2 separate regions of the Homo sapiens genome follow, and region 1 is linked to region 2. A link is a loop called in an ENCODE intact Hi-C map of the cell type or tissue named here. Cell type or tissue: PC-3. All regions are shown on one strand. Region 1 overlaps PLPPR5 (phospholipid phosphatase related 5). Region 2 overlaps PLPPR5 (phospholipid phosphatase related 5).

Region 1 (8,000 bases), 63 kb after region 2:
AGCTCCGAAGGTCACAGGCCAAGATGGAGACAGTTCAGCTCCCCCTGCCCCAGAGTATTGAGACCTGGGATGGATTGTAAAAGGCTAGAACTTGGCTAGAGAGATGCCTTGTATCACTTGGACTGCTTACATATTTATACAGCCCCTTTTGGCAGCTACAAGGGCTGCAAACTGCCCAGAAAAAAAAAAATAGAGAAGATAATTACTGGATTTCATAGTGTTCTAAAATGGCAGGTATGAACTAAAAACTTAAATTTTCATTTTGGTTTACTCTCTTAGGCAGATGTATTGTTTATTTAACCAGGGACAATAGTTAATGGTATATATGCATTTCTAAGAATTTTTCTGAGTATATTATCAATACCAGATACTTATTGACGTTTATACCATAAAATCTGATTATATTATCAAAGTCATTTCTTTTACAATTGCTCTACTCATGACTTGAAATAATAATTGAATACAGTCAACAAATTTGCTTATAAAATAATACATAAACTTATGAGCAGTTGAGCTATAGAATACATTAGATGGGGGAAGGACCAAATTATTCTTGAGCGTAGTGGCTCATGACATTTCATTTGCTGCAATCAATTGACACCATATGTTCATTAGCATAAGTCCAGATGCCAGAAATGTAGGTACCTATTCACTGTTTTGTTTTGTTTTTAGTTGACACATTTCCCTTATCGTACTTATGGTTTTTTTTTGTTGTTGTTGTTGTTTTTGAGACAGAGTCTCGCTCTGTCACCCAGGCTGGAGTGCAGTGGCACGATCTCAGCTCACTGCAAGCTCCGCCTTCTGGGTTCATGCCATTCTCCTGCCTCAGCCTCCCTAGTAGCTGGGCCTACAGGTGCCCGCCACCACGCCCAGCTGATTTTTTGTATTCTTAGTAGAGATGGGGTTTCACCATGTTAGCCAGGATGGTCTCGATCTCCTGACCTCATTATCTGCCCGCCTCGGCCTCCCAAAGTGCTGGGATTACAGGAGTGAGCCACCGCGCCCGGCCTACTTAAGTGTTTTATTGTCCTAATTCTGGCTGATAAAATGTAGTTAAACAAAGTAATTTCACAATTTCATTTAACAACATGAAAGCAACCTCGGCATTGCATTGAATCTTAAAGTCTTCCTTCAAAGTAACATCTGTTTGGTAGAAATCTATTCCACTTTATTTTTTCTAGCTGTATTCATAATGCTGGTTTTTATCAAGTATGTGTCCTCTAAATATGGCATACACAAATGGAAACATTAAAAACACTTAAACACTTCAACAGCTTCCCCCTGCTAATAATATTGTTGAGGTTGATCTAAAATGAAAATTCAGATAAAACAAGAATGGATACAGTAAGAATAAAAAGAAAAAAAGACAGTTGGACTATCTGTGCTTGGTGTTTCTAGATGATTAAGAATGTTATGCTAAGAATTGGCCATTTGTAAGAGATTGCCATACGAGGTAAGTAAAACAAAATAATTGCTACTCTTGAATTCTGCTTTTAAGAAACTGATTTCAAAAACTTCATAAACTCCAGTTAATGATTTGAATCATACAGGCGTATATATGTCTATAAATATATGTTTGTACATACACATAATATGCTATGCTAATAAAGGAAATACCTTCATGAAAAGTCATTTTTTTTATTGAATGTTTCAGATGTACATCACCAACACAATCAAAGCCAAGGGAACCAGACTTGCTAAGCCAGTTCTATGCTTGGGCTTAATGTGTTTGGCATTTCTTACTGGACTCAACAGAGTAGCAGAATATCGAAATCATTGGTCAGATGTTATAGCAGGCTTTCTGGTTGGAATATCTATAGCAGTATTTCTGGTAAGTACAAATTTATTTATATATCATTGGGTTTTTAATTAACTTGCATAATCACCATGAGAAAATACAAGTGTGAATCACTGGGTTTGTCTAAATGTAGTATATCAAACAAATCATTCATTTAAGTATATAAAACAAATCATTTAAGTCATTCATTTCTTCCTCCTCCCCCATTTGTTCTGCCACAAGTCAGGTTTGGGGATGAAAAAAATACAAATCCTATGCTTAAAGTTGAACAATATATTTTCATATAAAATAGAGCTGGCCTAAAAACATACTGTCCCTCCCAAATAGTTTTTAAGACTGGGTAAAAACTGCCTATAATATTTTTTAAGGATTTATAACAAACTTTATATAAATCCTTAAAAAATGTTATAGGCGAGTTTCAGGACTGGTTTGGATATTTTTTAAAGATTCCTCAGGGAAGTTGGCATGCTGGGGTATTGAGAGAATCCCAAAGTCCCCTAGTGAGTCCCTGCTGTACTCTCCCTGAGCCTCCATGTCCCAGTGCTAGCAGGTCAGCCTCACCTGTGAGATGAGGCATTTTACATCAGTAACTAAAAACTCATGAATAGTTTCTAAGACCATACCATGTCAAATCATATTTCACCGCATAGTAAAGAGCATACACAGTGACTTCTAATGAAGTAAGCATTCCATTTATACTCTTATTATAAAATCTTCTAGGACTATTTCCATAGGTTTTGGTTGTTGGAAAATGTATTTTAGTCTGACTTTAGAATTCATTATTATTTATTTAACCAGAGGCAATAGTCAAGGGTTTGTATGCATTTCTAAGTATTTTTCTGACTTATTATCAGTACCAAATACTTACTGATGTTTATACCATAAAATCTGATTATACTCTTAAAGTATAGTATAAGTTGTGAGTGTATAACATTTTATAAGTATGAGTATATAATAAACAGCCTGAACTTCCCTCTATTCATGTGCACTAATCATTATGAGTATATCACATTTTACCCAAATGAAACAATGTGTAGACTATGAATCAAAACATATTTTTGCATTGACACATTATAATTTAAAAAATACTTTATGTCCATTTTGATTACATTTAAATTGCCCTTACATGTAACTTAACTTTATTAGCCTCATTTTACTAGTTAATAATCAGTAAGCAAACACTTCAGTGAATCTTTCCAGCTACCAAATGTTGAAACATAATTTATGTACTGGGCATTTTAAATAAGTTATTTCCTCTAGAATCTCCTGCGGTAAAGTAGTCACCATGACCTCATCCTGTGCTGCTTTTTTTTTTTTTTTTGGTGATACCACTCTCTGTGATTCCCAAGGTCCCTGGGAGACTTAGACTCAACCTTCTGTCTTTCCTGGAGATATCCTGTAGCCTCGTGAGAACTGGGGCCCTGGCTTGAACCAAAAACTTTTTTTTTTTTTTTTTTTGCATTGACTCACCACAGTTGAAACTGGTTAACATTCAAAAAGCAAAACCAACAACAAACTTTACATAAATCCTTAAAAAATAGTATAGGCAAAGCCAAGAGCATACAAGTAGCCAAAATTTCAAAGCACTGGTGTCAGATGCAACTGTATTTCAGCTCTGCGGGTCCATAACATCTTCACTGGCATCTCATCAGCCTTCTTGTTTATCTGTCGCTATTGCCACCTTCCCTATACTTCCAGTGAACACCTTACCTTACAAGGCCAACCTCAGAATGCTGGTGCCTTCCAAGTCACTTCCCTGTCTGGTGAATGTTGAGCTGAGCTCTGGATCCCCCTTGAGCTCAAGACCCTCCAATTGCACAGGTTGAGAACGTTTCATGATAGCCCTTTGAACATTCCCATACTCTCAGGAAAATGACTTCATGAAAGGATTATATGTAAAAACTGACTATATAATAACTAAAAATGCATTTATGCATTCATTCACAGCCATTTATGAATGTGAATGCCTATAGGTGTGTTATTTAAATGTGGCTAAATAACAGCCTCCCTAAAGGATCATTATAAGGCTCTATAAAGGTTAAACAAAATAGTGCATGTTCAGCGAATTTGTGACATGAATGACTGGAAAAAGTTCCATAAACTATAGTTTGCTTCCTCTCAGTTCCTTTTACCCTACGTAAGATTTGTGTTTTGAAAATGTATTTGCAGGACAATAAGACAAAGTTGAGGATAGAAGAGATGGGTTATGCAGAACCAGGGAAACAGGATGGTGCAAATTGGCCCTCAGTGGCACAAAGAGGGAGGATATCCATCATGTCCTCCAGGATATTTAGGAGGTGGAATGGTTTGGAGCCTGGTGGAACATGGAAGGTGATGTGGACGAGGCACAGGGAGCCTTCTATGATGATTCCCAGTTTTCTCATTTGGGAAACTCAACACATTTATTCTGAGCAGTAACTCCAGCTCTGGCCTGTAATATGTTGTAATATCCTAGGGTGTTTCTAATTATCTTGCAGTGTGTGCAGAATTCTAAAGTGATTCCAAAATAAAATTAATGCTAATCTACTCCAGGTCTCTATGTCTCAGTTAAAGGAACCCAGACCACCCAGTCACCCAGACTCAATGCCTAACATTTGCCTTTGGCTCATTCTCCTGTTTCATTCCACACACCAGTGATTCATTTAGGCCAGGTTAATTTCCACTATAAAAATATTTCTTCCATGTCTTGTATCTTTGCTCTCTGACCATAACTTTTGAATTGTAGACATTATTGCTTCTTACTAAAATAGTGAGGCCTTCTCTGAACCATGTTTAAAATGACTTCTCCTCCTTGAGGATTCCTTTCCTTATTCCTTACTTTACTTTTCTACAAAGGATATTCCAACTTTTAATATGTAATATTAACTAATGTGTAATAAATTACTGTGCAGTATACCATATGGAGCATTTTTGGTTTTGCTTTGCTATCAATCCCACTAGAATGTAAGCTCCCTGTGAAGTCTTTTTCTTTGTTTTGTTCACAGCATATCCCCAATAACTAGAACAAGGTCTGGTACAGAGGAAGTACTGAATAAATATATGACGAATGAATTAATACATGAAGGAATGATTAAAGAATTTTTTATTTACTTCCCAGAGTTCTTTTAAGGATTAAGTGAAATCACACATGTAAGAAGTGAAGCCTAGTGCAGACAAGACACTGAATACCACGGTCTTCACGTTTGATGACTATATTCAAACCCTTTACACATTTGAGATTTGGCTCAGACAAGATCCAATTTCCCCAGGAAGTTTCCCTGATTGGCTGATTTTTCCATTTTTTCCTGAATTTCTACCACTCTTTCAGTCTGTCCTCTTATAATTTAATAAGGAATTATGTGCTGTGTTAATTGTATTACTCTTATCTCATGGGCATTTTGTTTCAGGTTAGAGCGCAGAATCACCATACTTAGCAAAATACAAGGCAAATACTATTTGAACACTATTTTTAGATTGATTATGATATTTATGACAGTGTCAGGCAGAAGAGCTCAAGTTTATTGAGCCACAAAAATAGTTTGTCATGTTATCATATACAACAATAATAGTTATTGTGCTCTTTACTACATTAATGCAATTAACCCTCAGAACAGCTCAGTGAAATGTTTTTATTGTCTTCATTTTGCAGGTTTAAAAAAATTGAAGCCTGATTATATAAAGTAACTTGCCCATGTTTACAAAGTTAGTAACTGAGAGATCCAGGATTATGATCCAGACCAGTTTGACCCCAAAGCCCATGCACTTAACCCCATGCAATAATGATGTTTCATTTGCCAACAAAGAGTGAAAATGAACAAGAATGGATCAGATTAAGTTATCATCATGACAGGAAAAAGAAAATATATATGCAGTGATGATTTACTCATATCATCTTGGTAGGAGAGAATAGAATTACAAGAATTATACATGCGGAAGTCACTAATGTAAAACCAGAACGTCTGAAAGCAAAGTAACATTAAATTATATAAGCACATCAGAAAATTTGAGAATTTCTGTCCTAGATGCTTGCTCATTCATTAATCTGATCCCTCACTGTGACAGTGTGAACACAGCAGTGAGCAAAAAAGAGCATCTTTGCATTTGTGGAACTTGGAAGAGACACATCAATCAAAGTATTACTTTAAATGATGTTTAATTTCATACTAAGTGCTCTGATAAAAATAATCACAGCTCCATGTAAGCAAAAAGCAAACAAACAAAAACAAAATAAACCATCCCAGCTAGGAGTTCAAGGAAGGCATCCACGAGGAAGTGAAGCTGAGACGAGATATCATGGCTGAGTTAGGTATGGCATCCAAAGACAGTGGAGGTGAGGAGTATCTAAACAGCAGGAAGTGAAAGGTAACAGAAAGTGTTTTGAAAACAGAGAAGGAAGGCTGCAAAAGTGGGGCTGGGCCAGAGTTTACACATTAAGAAAAACGGAAAGCCAAGCCATGAATGGCTTTAAGGGGGTAACATAATCCAGTTTGCATTTGGAAAGATCATTCTCACATTATGGTGGAAATAGAGGGGCCAAGATTAGATTTAGAGAGATAGTTTAGAAAGCTGTGTAGGAATCCAGGCAACAGGTGGTAGTTGCTTCGTTTTTGGAGTTGGTGGAGGAGATAAAATGAAGCAAATATAAGAAATCAAGATATTTAGGTACCAAGATATTTGGAAAGTAACATTGAGCAGATTCAGTAACTGGTCAAGTATAAGAGGTGTAAAGGATTAATTCAAGTTTTTAGCCTTGTGAATCTGCACTGGGGCGGAGGTGGGTGTTGGGGAGTGGGGTGGCATGTTGCCTTTCCTTGAACGTGTCCAGAGAAGAGATCAAGTTTGGAGTGGGTGCTGGAGGGGGCAGATCTTGAGTTTAGTTTTGAGTAGTTGTTGAATTGTCATACCTTTGCCAGCCAAAGAAATGACGTTAACTTAGTGATCTATTGCAACCTCTTCGTTTTCTAATTGATAAAACTGAGACTCGGAGAACTGTCTGATAATGTATAGACTCAGGCATGTTCAGGATCAAAAACCATGTCCCTCACTTTTTCTTATCACCATTTTTACAAACAAGACCTCTGTTCCACATCGTAAATGTTAGCAGACAAGACTTATTAAATATTGGAATATAACTCTACAGAGGATTAGGTAATTTCTTTCCTAATAATTAAAATACTAAGAGTAAGAAGAATAATCATCGTTGTTATTGTTGGCCAAAATTCTTGATTATATCCTTTGTATTTTAGAGCAGTGGTCAGTCAGCCAACTGCAGCCCACAGACCAAATTTGATCTGCTGCCTATCTTTGTAAAGAAAGTTATATTTGAATACTGACACTCCCATTTGTTTATAAACTGTCCGTGGCTATTTTTGCACCAAAAAGGTGGAGTTGAATAGTTGCTGCAAAGGTTGTAAGGCTGCAAAGCCAAAAATATTTACTGTCTTCCTTTTACAGACAAAATTTGCTTACCTTATCTCTAGAACAGTCAGTATCTGTCAGACCTTTGTGGGGTCATGAAGCTGGTAACATCATGAGGTAGTAGCTTTATCAAGTATCCATCTCCAAGCCCTTACTGTCCCTTACTTTAAAGATCTTTAAAGTGGCAACTACAAAGTTGAGGTATCAAATTATCAGGCTTTGATCTATATCTCTAATCTGTAGTTCTTCTGGGAAGTGGAAGGATAAGAAATCTATAATAATTTGCAAAGGAGTATTTTTCTGACGTAAAATCTCAGTAGGTGTTCTTATTTTGTAGATTTGTAAATTTTATTTAAAAACTGGAAAGCAACCAAGATCTAATTGATCTAATTGGCCTTTGAAGATATTCAGTAATGAACTCTATGAAAGAAAAGGCTTTTCAGTGTAGCATTTGTGAAAATATGAAATGTAAATGTATAATTATATATTAGGTACTTTACAAAATGAATGTTAGGTTATAGCTGCAAATGAGGCCTGTATTTTGATTTGTAATAGAATATGAAACACAGAAAATAAAACTCAAGAATACCTTTACCAAGAATACCTTGTTTATTGTGTAAGCAAACAGTAGCAAATAATCTTCCTGGTATGTTTAATTCATTATTTCTTAAATATGATTCACCTGCATTAGAAGCTTCTCGAATGCATTTTTGAAGTGCCAACTCCTAGGCCCCATTCTTCATTTACTAAATCAGAATCTTTAGGGGAGGGCTTAGGAATATGTATTTTTAACAATGCCAAAAAT
Region 2 (8,000 bases):
AAAGAACTAATAAAGAAAATTTGAAGCATAGGGAATCATCTTGATAGCAGAGAATCCCTGTTTCCTAGGCCAATTACCTAAAAGGTTAAAAAAAACACCCATTTCACTATTTTCTATTAAGAGCAGATCAACTCTCCAAGAAAACCTTGTCATTGTAACAGAGGACCAAATTTTAATTTTGCATCAGTGTACTTTTGATGTGTAATGTTCCCTATTTAGAAAAACATAAAGAGTTACCTTCTAATTTTAGCCAGCTTTATCACGCATAAAATTCTTTTCACAAGATTCGTCTTCCACAAATATTCTACAGTTTTCTTATCCATTCAGTTTTTGGCCTATACTTTTCCTATTTTCTCATTTTGGAATAACCACTCTACTTTGGAACAAAGATTATTCCCTTATTCCTTTAACAAAAATATATCCTTATACTTTACAACTTCTTTTATTAAAAAAAGCCTTACTTTTCTCACATCCAGAGTTGTTCCCCTTATTATTTCTACTTTTAGTTACCATATGTTAATTAGAATTTTAAATTCCTAGTAACCTTAAGTTTTAGTGAAAACCTGGGAATTAAGCAATTTTGAACTCCGTGTCTTATACTAACATTTTATGAATGTTAGTACATTTTATAATTTTTAAAATTATGTGTTTCCTCTAGAACAATTTTTTCATGTTTACTAACATACCTAAATATATTTAGCTTCTCCATACCATATAAAAATAAGATGCCAAAGTATATATACTTTAAACATATGTTCAGCAATTAATGTTTTAGTATTATAGCTAACTTAGAAATGACTCAGATGTTTCATAAATATCCATTACTTAATTTAATATAATGTGACTTTAAGATTTCAAGTTACTGAAAAAATATTTTTGAAACGGTGACAAGTGCATTTGTAAACTTTTATCCCATTAACATTCTCCAAATTTACTCATTCTTAACAATTATACTTCAGTTGTTCCTTAAACAAACTAGCCATTGAAGGAATTCAGGAAATGCCACCTCAAAATATGTTGCATTGTATACAGTCATATGTCCCTTAACAACAGGGATACTTTCTGACAAATGTATTGTTAGGTGATTTTGTCATTGTGCAAACATCATGAAGTGTACTTACACAAACCTAAATGGCATAATGTGTATACAATGAGGCTATATGGAATAATCTGTTGTTCCTAGGCTATGTACCAATGTGTACAGCTTGTTACTATACTCAAAACTGTGACAGTTGTAACGCAGTGGTATTTGTGTATATAAACATATTTAAACAGAGGAGGTACAGTAAAAATATGGTATAATAGATTAAAAAATGGTACACCTGTATAGGGCAATTATCATGAAAGGGGTTTGCAGGACTGGAAATTGCTCTGGTGATTCAGAGAGTGAGACGAGTGAATGTGAAGGCCTAGGACATTACTGTACACTATTGTAGACTTCATAAACACTGTACATTTAGGCTACACTAAATTTATTTTAAAAAATAAAGTAGTTGTGCTACAATGTTATGATGGTATAATATCACTAAGGAATTTTTCAGCTCCACCAAAAAGGTTTTGAAACCGCAGTCATCTGTGTAGTCAATCAATGACCACAATGTTATTATGCAGCACGTGACTCTGTTGATTAGTTTGAGGGCACCTGAAAAACAGCATAATGCAAGGTGGAGCTTTCTGAATTCCCCTTATCTGCCTAAAGACAGATCATCCCAGAGGAACTCAGTTATTATCAATCCTCTCCCTAGGATGTTCCAGCAATCAGGGACAATTAACTTTTATTAAAGGAGAGGAGACTTCACCAAACCTAGACAGCCGTCATCTATTGTTCTAAGAGCTCCTTCATCCCAAACAAGAAAAGGTGTAGGTAGGAAGCCAAGTTAAGACAAAATGGTCAAAGGTCAGGCTTGTTGAGACCAATGAGCTTTTCTGTTGTAAGGATTTTGAGTGGTTTTTCTTATAGATACAAATTTTTATGAAGAGTTTTTACATAGCCAGCTCAATACAAGAAAGATATATTTTGGAGACAAATTTAGTTAGCTAGGTAGTTTTTTTTCAACTTAGCTTGTTTCCTTACTAGATTACCAACTTCAGGGTGGAACCTATTAACAAATAGATCAAAGAAAGTATTTTCTTTGCCTGGACTCAGCATGGATACCTCTGAAAAAGAAGGAAACCTGCTCTACCTGAGGTCCTAACCTTTATAAACATCTTAGATTTCTTTTCACTTTTGGGATAGGATAGTAACTAAGGGAAAAGGTTAATAGATTCAAATTTTCTTATCAATTAGTCACTTAAGATTTTTATTCACCTTTGCAAAAGAATATTTTTAAAGAGTCAATAAAATGTTTTGAAATCTTTTTAGAAGCTTCTGCACAAGATAGGTGTTCCTGAGTGGGCTTAATTTGAGAGTCCTCAATTTTAGATGCACTCTGTAAAGTTCTGTGTTGTTCACCTGGAACATTCTACATAATGGCCACTTTAATTCTAAATTACCTTTGGTAAGATTTCACCATTTTTGTAAGCGTTTGAAGCTTCCAGGGACAAATACTTATACATGTAAAAGGCAAGCATAGCTGGAAGGGGGTGTACTCAGTTCTTTAGAAATTAAGGATCCCATTTTTACATTGAATCTTGGTTCCCTTAGAACAAATATAAGATCCTAGGAGGGAAAGACTGCAGGGTTGGGTCATGTAATGCTTTGGCAGGGTATCTCATTGCATAGACACTCTCTTGATGCTGGCGGGCACTGCCCTGTTCCATGTCCAGCTTATCCTAACATAATAGTCTTATTTTCTGTTGCCAGGCTGCTTTAGTAGTTCTTAAGTTCCTGAACTGAGCCCACCAGTCAAGTTGTGGCTTTGGCTTTGAGATACACTTGAGCAGCTTAGCTAGTGATATTCCAGTTTCTGTCTGACTCAGGAACCTGAGGCCTCCCTTACCTAAGTGCACAAGAAAAAGAAATTAAGAGAATAGAATTCAAATTACATGTGAATTTCAAAAAAAAAAAAAGAAAAAAACAACCCATCAAAAAGTGGGCGAAGGACATGAACAGACACTTCTCAAAAGAAGACATTTATGCAACCAAAAAATCACATGAAAAAATGTTCATCATCACTGGCCATCAGGGAAATGCAAATCAAAACCACAATGAGATTATCCCATCTCACACCAGTTAGAATGGTAATCATTAAAAAGTCAGGAAACAACAGGTGCTGGAGAGGATGTGGAGAAATAGGAACACTTTTACACTGTTGGTGGGACTGTAAACTAGTTCAACCATTGTGGAAGTCAGTGTGGCGATTCCTCAGGGATCTAGAACTACAAATACCATTTGACCCAGCCATCCCATTACTGGGTATATACCCAAAGGACTATAAATCATGCTGCTATAAAGACACATGCACACATATGTTTATTGCAGCATTATTCACAATAGCAAAGACTTGGAACCAACCCAAATGTCCAACAATGATAGACTGGATTAAGAAAATGTGGCACATATACACCATGGAATACTATGCAGCCATAAAAAATGATGAGTTCATGTCCTTTGTAGGGACATGGATGAAATTGGAAATCATCATTCTCAGTAAACTATCGCAAGAACAAAAAACCAAACACCGCATATTCTCACTCATAGGTGGGAATTGAACAATGAGATCACATGGACACAGGAAGGGGAATATCACACTCTGGGGACTGTTGTGGGGTGGGGGGAGGGGGGAGGGATAGCATTGGGAGATATACCTAATGCTAGATGACGAGTTAGTGGGTGCAGCGCACCAGCATGGCACATGTTGACATATGTAACTAACCTGCACAATGTGCACATGTACCCTAAAACTTAAAGTATAATAAAAAAAAAAATGGAGTTTATGCCCTCTGCAGTAATAAGCACTTACTGCAACAGCTATCAGTTAGCTTTAAAACTGCAGCTCTTACCAGTGACTCCTCAGCCACCCCAAACCCAAAGGTTATGCGCTCTCTCGCAGCACAAACTAACTCTTGGTACCTAATCCAAGGTCAAATGTCTTCTCACAGAACAAACTAAGTCTGGCTTCAAAAGCCCATAAAAACAGCGGGTTGATGCAAAAAGATCAGAGTCCTACCTAAGAGGAACTTACAACCCTTGGGGCTCCATGAGGAAGACAGGGGACCTCAAAAGGGTCAGCAGTGCCTCTCCTGCTTTCCTCAAGAGATCTCTGGAGTTGTCAGCAGTGATATTCAGGTCCCTTAGGTTGCAAGAACTGTCAAAAGACAAAATTACAACACATTTAATTCAAAGATCTTAATTGGCTTTTACTTGTGATTCTGGAATCTGGCAACACTTTATTCTATAAAATAGAATGAGTGTTCCAACGAGCTAGGCAGAGGAGGTTGGTTTTATGGAAAGAAAAGGGCCGAAGAAAGCAGAAATAGAAAACAAAAAGCAGATTGGTTGTTTCAAAGCTACTTTCTGTATAAAGGTTAAAGCAGAAGGGACTTCCTTATCCTGCCAGCTAAAACTGGCTTGTTTGAGGAATTGGCCATTAACTCTTCTGGCTATTAATTGGCTATTAACTTCTGATTTCTTGGAAGGTCAGATAAACAACTTAGTTTCTGTTTGATGACATGGAATGTTAGTATGAGTGACTCCATTTTGGTTTGGTTCACTGGGCCTAGTGCAGGAGCTCAGTCCAAACCATTGGCATCCTATAAATTTTACCTAACACCGCCAGTAAAATTTACATCTGAAAACGTGTATATATGATAAAATTAGAACACTTTTTTGGATGTTGTTCTCATGGTGCATTCAGATAGCTGGCAGAGTTTCTAAATGAGATGAGTCATGATTTTATTGTCACTCAGGATCTCTGAATCATACTCTGTACATTTTCATCAGTAATCATAGAGTAAGAGTTGAAACATTTGACTCAATACATGGAACTATTTTTGAGAAAAGTTTCTTTCCTTGGAGAGTGATAAAAATTAGTGGTACTTTAGAGATTGACATTAATGAGTAAAGGAAGATTCGGTGCTGCTTGGGCAGGCAATCACTTACAACTTCAATTAACTTCAGGCAGAACAGATAAAATAATATTAGGATTTTGTTGTTTATAGATACTGTTCATTGAAATTCAGGATTTCCTAATTTGTGAAATATCAAACAAGTGCAAATTAGCTTCTCCCCTTATCATATGGGTTCAAAATGAAATGGCCTATTAGCAATCGTGTTAAAGCACAATGACTTAAGCATGCTTAAGTTAGTATTCAGTAATTCATTCCTTCATATAGTTATTAAAAACATTTACCAAGTGTTTCTTGGACAAGTCTGTCTGTGTGTAATGGGTTCTAGATAGTCAGAGATAGAAGAAAGGATCCCTGTATTAGTATATTTTTAACTAATCCTGATGGAGGTATGCATAACTGGAAGTGGAATGAGGTGGAGTGGAGTGAGAAAAATGGAAGAGGCAATCATGAAAGAGAAGGTTTCTGAGAGGAGGTGATGTTGCTAGTCACGGAAGTGAAGGACGAGTGTTCTCAGCAAACAGCATGCAAAGTTGTTTAGGCTGAAGAAAGCTTGGTAGGTTGAAGGAACTACAACAATGCCTAGACTGGGAAGGTGTATAGCACAGAGGTAGCTAGGTTCAGAACATAAAGCTGTTGAGTCAAAAATGTATTACAATGATACTGAGAGGTTGAAGTCAAGATTCCTTTACCAGCTTGAAGAGGTAAACCTGTAATACACAATTTAACATCTTACCCTCACTTTCTTTATCTGCAAAATGGGGCCTCTAAATCTACCTCTCTCGCACAAGTAATTCTATTTCTGTGACCAATTTTAGTTTAGTAAACTAAAGAGAAAAAATATAATATTGGTTTAGAGTTTTAAGGAATCTAGGGCAATATTTAGCACATGGATCTCAGCTGCTAAGTGTGTTGCAGAATTCTTGGGTTTTTCTCACTTTGAAATAAAAATTAATACTGTGAAATGCATTTTTGATTAGATGGTTACTAAGAAGTTAACTTTTGTCACAAACATGCTACCTGATGTTAAACTGTTATTTGCATCATGGACAATGCTAAAAGATAAATATTTGTGCAATTATGAAAGTTTGTGTTGGAAATATAGAATTAAAATTCAACTTGGCAAGTTTATTTTTATTTCTCTTTCTATGTTTTGCTTCTATAATTAATTCACCTTGACTTGTATTTTCTAAATTGCATAACAGGTGTGTTCACCTGTATAATACATGTCTTCAATCTTCTCACTATAAATTGAAAATTAAAGTGTAACATATACACCTATATATTGCTCTATAAATTTGAGGATATGATACTGCAGTTCTTTCAGAAAAACACTGATTGTAATTAATGTGAAGTCGAACAGTACTATTCCTGGTAGGTAAAACTCAGGTTTTTCCAGTTTATACTATTAAGGATTAAATGTGCTTGGTTTTCTTGCAAGATGCACTATCCTTCTAAATTTAGTCATCTAATTAAGATTTCCATTCATGGGAAATGACTTCAAAGAGCACATAAGACAGGCTTTTACACAAATAAGTTTTGATTGGATTAATTGGATTTGCATAAGTTTTATGATATGAGTGTACTAGAGTCTTGACTTCTTTCGCTTATGAGAGAGAACTTAAAGGAGTTTGAAAGAGAAAACACATAAAAGTTTGCAAAGGAAGCAGGTAAAAGCAGTCATGTTAATGGCATGGCAAGAACACACTATGAGGAACAAAAGTAGTAAAAGCTTTGGCAGTATATAGGCAGGTCAAGCCACAAAACCTGGGCATAGGAAGAAGGAAACTGAAGATTCAGACAGATCACAATATTTTGTTGCTTCTTTCAGGAGAAAAAGGGTCTAGAGCATCCCTGATGCCTGAGGTGGGTTTGGTTATAGAGACTGCCACAGAAACCAGTAGTGCATTTAGGACCAGGAAAACCAAGATAAAGATGGCTTCTTGGATTATGGGCAGGCAGTCAGGCATCAGAAAGATAGCTCTAATAGAGGGTCACTTAGACATGAGAGAGCAGTGCTGAGCCAGAGTTACGGATATGAGGGCAGCCTGGAACCAGGATGCTGAGAGGCAAGGCAGAGCATGGCAGTCTGGAAGAAGCAAAGATGTGGTGAATTTGAGAAAAGATACCTTAGTAAGATGAGGCAGGCTGGTCAGATTCAAAGTCAAGAGAGGGAAAAGTATAGAACATGGTGGTGAGATGAGATCCCAGGCACACGATCTGGGTTGCAGAGCTTGGCAGCCCCACATCAGATTACCAGCAGTTGGAGGCCAGAAATCCATCGCAGGAGGCAGAAATCTGCAACCTGGGACCAGAAATTGATTCTAAGGAGAGTCTGAGCAACAGATGTGAGGTAATATAATTATGAAAGCCTTGATATGGAACCAAACAATCTGACCTTACATTTGCTAATACAGAAGCTAAGTGCAGAACATTCATCCTAGCATTCATATATTAAATAATAATGTGATGTCTATAATAGCAACAACATAGCCCCTTACGTTTGTATAGGCTCTATCACTTAGAGAATAGCTCACAATAATCAAATGGCATGGATATTGCAGTCATTTAGAGATGATAAAACTGAGGCTTAAAAAATTAGACTTGCTCACAGTCATGCAACCAAAACAGTAGCAGAGCTTAAATTAGAACATAACCCTGGCATTTTTAAACCTTTGTTAAGTACTTTGCAGTGAGTAAAGAACAAGAAAACTGCTCTGAAGAAATTAGAAGGGCTCTTCTGACCTCAGGAAGTTTACAGTCAACATAAAAATCATACAGAAATAACCTAAATGAGAAGCTAAACTTTCAAAAATTCACTCCAGTACCTAGAAGAATGCCTGGGACCTGGGAGGTACTCAGTCACTGTTTTACGTATAAATGAGTATCAGGTGAAATGCTGGGTAGCCCAGTGAAGAAAATAATCAATTTGAACTCAGGATATAGAGAAGCCTTCTCTGAGAACATGCGTTTTAGCAACTCAATGACAGGAT

Evidence for each region. Hi-C counts contacts between places; a loop is a spot of excess contacts. Peaks named below come from ENCODE experiments on the same cell type or tissue, not always from the same donor. Only the 100,000 strongest peaks of a DNase experiment are listed, where the experiment ranks them.
Region 1: a loop joins it to region 2, with 8 times the contacts of the local background. A loop is called at or near these places in 2 of 110 quality-filtered maps.

What each region holds. Positions count from the first base shown.
Region 1 is chr1:98,915,713-98,923,712 of GRCh38, reverse strand. PLPPR5 (phospholipid phosphatase related 5) reads left to right here. Exons shown (of 6, transcript NM_001037317.2): 4 at 1,655-1,831. Among named protein-coding and RNA genes, the nearest start is that of PLPPR5-AS1, 85 kb to the left of the region's middle. In PC-3, no CTCF peak of the experiment used is centred here; DNase peaks (open chromatin) are centred at 1,692 and 3,112; H3K4me3 peaks cover 2,766 bases; H3K27ac peaks cover 5,387 bases.
Region 2 is chr1:98,978,956-98,986,955 of GRCh38, reverse strand. The region is part of intron 1 of PLPPR5 (phospholipid phosphatase related 5); the gene reads left to right. Among named protein-coding and RNA genes, the nearest start is that of PLPPR5-AS1, 21 kb to the left of the region's middle. In PC-3, no CTCF peak of the experiment used is centred here; DNase peaks (open chromatin) are centred at 1,115 and 4,835; H3K27ac peaks cover 2,947 bases.